Regions from separate parts of the Homo sapiens genome. Here region 2 is linked to region 1. Evidence: read pairs that join two places in POLR2A ChIA-PET (ENCODE). Cell type or tissue: PC-9. All regions are shown on one strand. Each heading gives the region's core, and the rest is flanking DNA. Links, peaks and the distances in the headings are about the cores only.

Evidence for each region. Peaks named below come from ENCODE experiments on the same cell type or tissue, not always from the same donor. Only the 100,000 strongest peaks of a DNase experiment are listed, where the experiment ranks them.
Region 2: POLR2A ChIA-PET joins it to region 1 with 11 read pairs; 5 of 35 experiments call an interaction of 5 or more read pairs at or near these places.

What each region holds. Positions count from the first base shown.
Region 1 is chr18:12,739,953-12,742,871 of GRCh38, forward strand. All of the region lies in intron 1 of LINC01882 (long intergenic non-protein coding RNA 1882), which reads right to left. Among named protein-coding and RNA genes, the nearest start is that of LINC01882, 8.0 kb to the right of the region's middle. In PC-9, for the core only: no CTCF peak of the experiment used is centred there; DNase peaks (open chromatin) are centred at 1,569 and 2,719; H3K27ac peaks cover 1,960 bases.
Region 2 is chr18:12,997,643-13,000,561 of GRCh38, forward strand. CEP192 (centrosomal protein 192) reads left to right here. Exons shown (of 45, transcript NM_032142.4): 2 at 1,779-1,946. The coding sequence starts at 1,783. Among named protein-coding and RNA genes, the nearest start is that of CEP192, 7.7 kb to the left of the region's middle. RefSeq lists a silencer at 2,902-2,919. In PC-9, for the core only: no CTCF peak of the experiment used is centred there; no DNase peak of the experiment used is centred there.

The sequences.
Region 1 (2,919 bases), core at 276-2,775:
TCAGATCTAAACTGTGCACTTTTTCTTTTTAATTTTACAATTTGCATACCATAAATTTATCATTTGTAAATACAAAACTCAGTGGTTTTGTTTTAGTATATTCAGAGTTGTGCAACCATTACCACAATCAATTTTATATTTTTTATCTCAGAAAAAAAAAACCAAAACTCCTTACTCATTAACCTGGTAAACTTCATTTATTTATTTATTTTGAGATGGAGTCTCGCTCTGTTGCTCAGGCTGGAGTGCAGTGGCGTGATCTCGGCTCACTGCAACCTCCACCTCCTGGGTTCAAGTGATTCTCCTGCCTCAGCCTCCTGAGTAGCTGGGATTACAGGCATGCACCACCACGCCTGGCTAATTTTTGTATTTTTAGTAGAGACGGGGTTTCACCATGTTGGCCAGCCTGGTCTCAAACTTCTGACCTCAAGTGATCTGCTGGGCTTGGCCTCCCAAAGTGCTGGGATTACAGGCGTGAGCCACCACACCTGGCCTAGCTTGTAAACTTTATAAGCTGTTATAAAACTCTTCTCCCCTCCCCAACCCCTGCCAACAACAAATCTACTCTCTGACACCATGTATTTGCTTATTCTGAGCAATTCATAGAAAAGAAGTGATGGAATATGTGGCTTTTTGTGGCTGGCTTCTTTCACTGAGCGCATTTTCAAGTTCCATCCATGTCGTAGCCCATGTCAGCACTTCATTCCTCTTTTCTGCCAAAGAATATTCCATTTATGGATATAGCATAATTTGTTTATCCATTCTTCAGCTGATGGACATTTGAGTTGTTTCTACTTTTTAGCTATTATGAATAAGGCTGCTATGAACATTTCTGTCTATGTTCTTATGTGACCATATGCTTTTATTTGTCTTAGATGCTATATTAGGCTGGGCTCTCCAGAGAACAAAAACAGGACTTACAGGACACACACACACACACACACACAGAGTATATACACACACATACATATAGGTGCATGTGTATACACATATATACAGTATACACACACATGATTTACTATCAGGAATTGGCTTGTGTGATTATGGAGGCTGAGAAGTCCAAGATCTTCAATCAGCAAACTAGAGACTCAGGAGAGCCAGTGCTGTAAGTTCTAGTCCAAGTCCATGGGCTGAAAACCAGGAGAGCCAGTGCTGTAAGTTCCAGTCTGAGTCTGATTCTTATTTTTCTTTTTTGTTTTGTTTTTTGTTTGTTTGTTTGAGACAAGGTCTCACTGTGTCACTCAGGCTGGGGCCATCACAGCTCGCTGCAGCCTCGAACTCCTGGGCTCAAGCGACCCTCCTGCCTCAGCTTCCTGAGTAACTGGGACTACACGGGTTCGCCATCACCTTTTTTGTTCTTTGCAGGCCTTCAATGGGTTGAATGAGGCCCGCTGGCTTTGGAGAAGGCAACCCGTTTTGCTCTGTGTACTGATTCAAACATGAGTCTCATCCAGAAACACCCACAAAGACAGCCAGAAACATGTTTAACCAAACATCTGGGCCCCTTGGGGCCCACGTATGTTGACACAAAATTAATCATCACAGCTACACTCCTAGGAGTGGAATTGATGGACCACATGATAACCCTATGCTTCACTTTTTGAAAACCTGCCAAACTATTTTTCTACAGTGGCGGCACCATTTGACCTTATCGCCAGCGATGCCTGAGGGCTCTAATTTCCCCATACCTTGCCATGCCATCCTGCTGGGATGTGGCATCTCTTTGTGGTGAGAAGTGGCGTCTCTTTATCTCTTTGTAATTTTGATTTACATCTTTCTAAAGACTAAGAATGTTGAGCATCTTTTCATGTGCTTGTTAGCCATTTGTATATCTTCTTTGGAGAAATGTCTATTCAGATGCTATGTTTGTTTTTTTTTTTTTTGAGACAGAGTCTCTCTCTGTCACCCAGGCTGGAGTGCAGTGGCGTGATCTCGGCTCACTGCAAGCTCTGCCTCCCAGGTTCATGCCATTCTCTTGCTTCAGCCTCCCGAGTAGCTGGGACTACAGGCGCCCGCCACGCCCGGCTATATTTTTTGTGTTTTTAGTAGAGACGGGGTTTCACCGTGTTAGCCAGGATGGTCTTGATCTCCTGATCTCGTGATCCGCCCCCCTTCGGCCTCCAAAAGTGCTGGGATTACAGGCGTGAGCCACCGCGCCCTGCCCTATGCCCATTTTTTAATTGGGTTACTTATCTTTTTACTTTTAAGTTGTAAGAATTCTTTTTACCTTCTGGATAATAGAATCTTATCAGATACATAATTTTCAAGTATTTCTCCCACTCTGTGGCTTGTCTTTTTATTTTCTTGATAGTATCCTTTGGTGCACAAAAGTTTAAAATCTACAATGGACCTTTTTATTATTATTATTATTATTTTCAGACAGTCTTGCTCTGTTGCCCAGGCTGTAGTGCAGTGGCACAATCTTGGCTCACTGCAGCCTCCGCCTCCCAGGTTCAAGCAATTCTCCTGCCTCAGCCTCCCGCGTAGCTGGGATTATAGGCGTCTACCATCACACCAGCTAATTTTTGTATTTTTAGTAGAGACGGGTTTCACCATGTTGGCCAGGCTGGTCTTGAACTCCTGACCTCAAATGATCTGCCTGCCTCGGCCTCCCAAAGGGTTGGGATTTCAGGCGTGAGCCACCGTGCCCAGCTACAATAGATCTTTGAGTTGAGTAATACAAGCCCTGCTTCCTTTCCCCTAAAGAAGCTTGAGTCAAACCTACATTACTCATTAATGCATTAATGTGAGCACATTCTTTTGATATTGAGTCCATAAGAGAATATGTGCCTAGGAATTCACAGAAATCTAGCAGCTTGGACTTCCCCACACTGTAGAAATGGGGTTTGAGGAACTTCATTTCAGCACAGGTCAAGGGGCTCCAAATGAGTTTGGGTTATGCCACTATTAAGGAGATAT
Region 2 (2,919 bases), core at 420-2,919, 260 kb after region 1:
GAATTGGGTTTTCTTACATAGAACTGAGTTTCTGCTTACACATTCTTTAATTTCTTTTAACTCCTATTCCAAAACAAGTAAGTTCTTCTTATTTTTGGGGGGGATAGAGTCTCGCTCCATCACCCAGGCTGAAGTACAGGGGCGCAATCTCGGCTCACTGCAACCTCCACCTCGCAGATTTAGGTGATTCTCCTGCCTTAGCCTCCCAAATAGCTGGGATTACAGGTGCCCGCCATGACGCCCAGCTAGTTTTTGTATTTTTAGTAGAGACGAGGTTTTACCACGTTGGCCAGGCTGGTCTTGAACTCCTGAACTCAAGTGATTCGCCTGCCTCAGCCTCCCAAAATGCTGGGATTACAGACATGAGCCATCGCACCTGGCCTCATAATCTCTTTAGTGGTCATAAAACTTCTTCTTTTTCTTTTTATATTTTATAATTAGTCCATACTGTCTAAAATCTATGCTTTAATCCAATTTGTCATTGATCCTAGTATACTCCTTTATTACTGAAGTAGCTCTTTGAATAGTCTTCCAGGTTTTTAAGTCCTCTCCCTTCCTGTATAATAGGTTGATTGTGTCAGTTCTTTGTTGGTTGCAGAGTACAGTTCAAACTTTCCAACACACCGTTTCAGACTTTTAGAATCTGGCTCCATTCTGTTATTCTAGCTTCGTTTACTGTGTTATTTTGTTCACCTGCTGCCAAAATGCATTGGAGTATTTGCTACTGCCAGCATAGACCTAGCACTTAGAGTGGATTTTCGAGTCAGACCTGGGTTTGAATCTTACTAATTGCAACCTTGGGAAAATTGAGCTAATTTAGTCTCTCAGTTTGTTTCTTCACCTGTAAAATGGGATAATACCTACATTGTAAGATTTTCTGTGGATTCAGTGAGCTAAGTTAGTAGATATGCAATAAAATTTAATTCTTTTCCTTCTTGGCTCATGTTTATCATCCTAAATAAACTCTCTCATCCCATACTCTGCCTATAAAAGTTCTTCTCAGTCTTCAAGGCGCATTGCCAATATCCTCTCATTTTTTTTAGCTTTTCCTGATTATTTATCTTTTTATCCTTCTGCCATTATTTCCTTTACTGATTTCCATGCAGTGTGTATATGATACGTACTCTGAAAAATTGTTGAGACTAGCTAACATCTTCAGAGCACCGTGGTCAGGTTCTCTAGTAATAGCATAGGTTTTGTGCTGGTGTTTTCCAGATTTAGTCATTTGGGTACCCCTTTTACCACTTTTACCTTGTCCATGTGCCAACTATACTTTAACTGAAAATTGTTCTTTGAATGGGTTCACTTTTTAATTCAGTCTTAACAACACTGAGATCCGGGCTAGATTTTTGCTGGTTGTACTTTTTCTGTTCCGTATTAGAATGAGTATGTAACTACCAAACTTTTAAATATGTCCTAAAATCATTTGTATATACCATCAGTGTTATGCCATCTTTGCTTTCTTTACTAGATAAGTTTGTAGTAATTCATTTTCCTAGCTACACCAAGCAAAGGGCAAATTAAAATGTGTTGTATTGCATTATTATGTTAATTATAAGAAGGTAAGTTTAATGTTTAAGGTTTCTATTCTCATCTATAAAGTAGCAAAGTATTCTGAGATTTATTTTACCTCAGACTATTTGCCTATTTCCCCCTTACTAATGCTAAAAAAAGGATTTTTTTCCTAAGATTTATTAGTTTTCTAAGACAATGCTTTTAATCATTTAAAAACATTTTATAGTAATATGTGACCTATAGAAATACTTTTGTTATTGCAGTGAGATGGAAGATTTTCGAGGTATAGCAGAAGAATCATTTCCAAGCTTTCTCACCAATTCATTATTTGGTAACAGTGGGATTTTGGAAAATGTCACTCTTTCTTCAAATCTTGGCTTGCCTGTTGCTGTTTCTACACTTGCTAGGGATAGATCCAGCACTGATAACAGGTAAGATTTGTTTGAGCAGATTTTTTTCCAGGTCCATAAAGCCTATAGCATGCTGATATTTATGTTCTGTTTCTCAGTCAAGCTTGAGCTTTTTGTTTTATCTATGAGGGGGATGGCCAAATATGTGAAATGAATATAGAAAAGACAGAATTTACTGTCTTTTTCCCCATTGCTTTGCCTTTTCAGTGGGTAGGTTTGGGTGGGTTTGGGATTTGAGCACCAGTTACCTATTTCGGTCTATTTTTTTTTTTTTTTTTTGTCTATAGTGTTTTGGATTTGTATTAGTTCAGTCACACTAATGGCTAGTAATGTAAAACAAGTTGTGTTAGCGAAGTTCAAAGGCAAATTAATCATAAGGTTATAGGAGTACCTCTTGACATCAAGGGGAGGAGTGCAGAGCTTTGCTGCAAGAAGGGACAGGAATTGAGATTTAGGAAGCCATCAGGACTTGGGTTTTTGTCATCCCACTCTATTTCTCTCTGTATAACTCATTGTCTTCTCTCTTTTTTTTTTTTTTTTTTTTTTTTTTTGCTAATTAAAAAAATATTTTATAGAGATAGGGTCTTGCTGTGTTAGCTAGGCTATTCTTGAACTCTTGGGCTCAAGTGATCCTCCTGCCTCAACTTCCCAAAGTGTTGGTATTACACAGGTGTGAGCTACCATACCTGGCCTCTGCTCTTTTTTAATACACTGGTTTTATTTGCTTTTCTGTTCATTTTACAGAATATGGCAACACAGATTCTCAAAAGACATCTATGAATTACATTTCTAGCTACACAAGGAGACTACTGAACTGTCTCTTGATATCTCATGAGTTTCTGGTCCATCTTAGGTTAGGTGTCTGTTCCAAATACAGTCACCTGTGACTAGAGTTTTGGGTCATTGGATCTATTTAGAGGTATGACAGAGCCTCACTTTTTAATTCATTTCAGCCAGGTTTACTCTTTACTGGACTTGTATGGCTGTCTTTCTC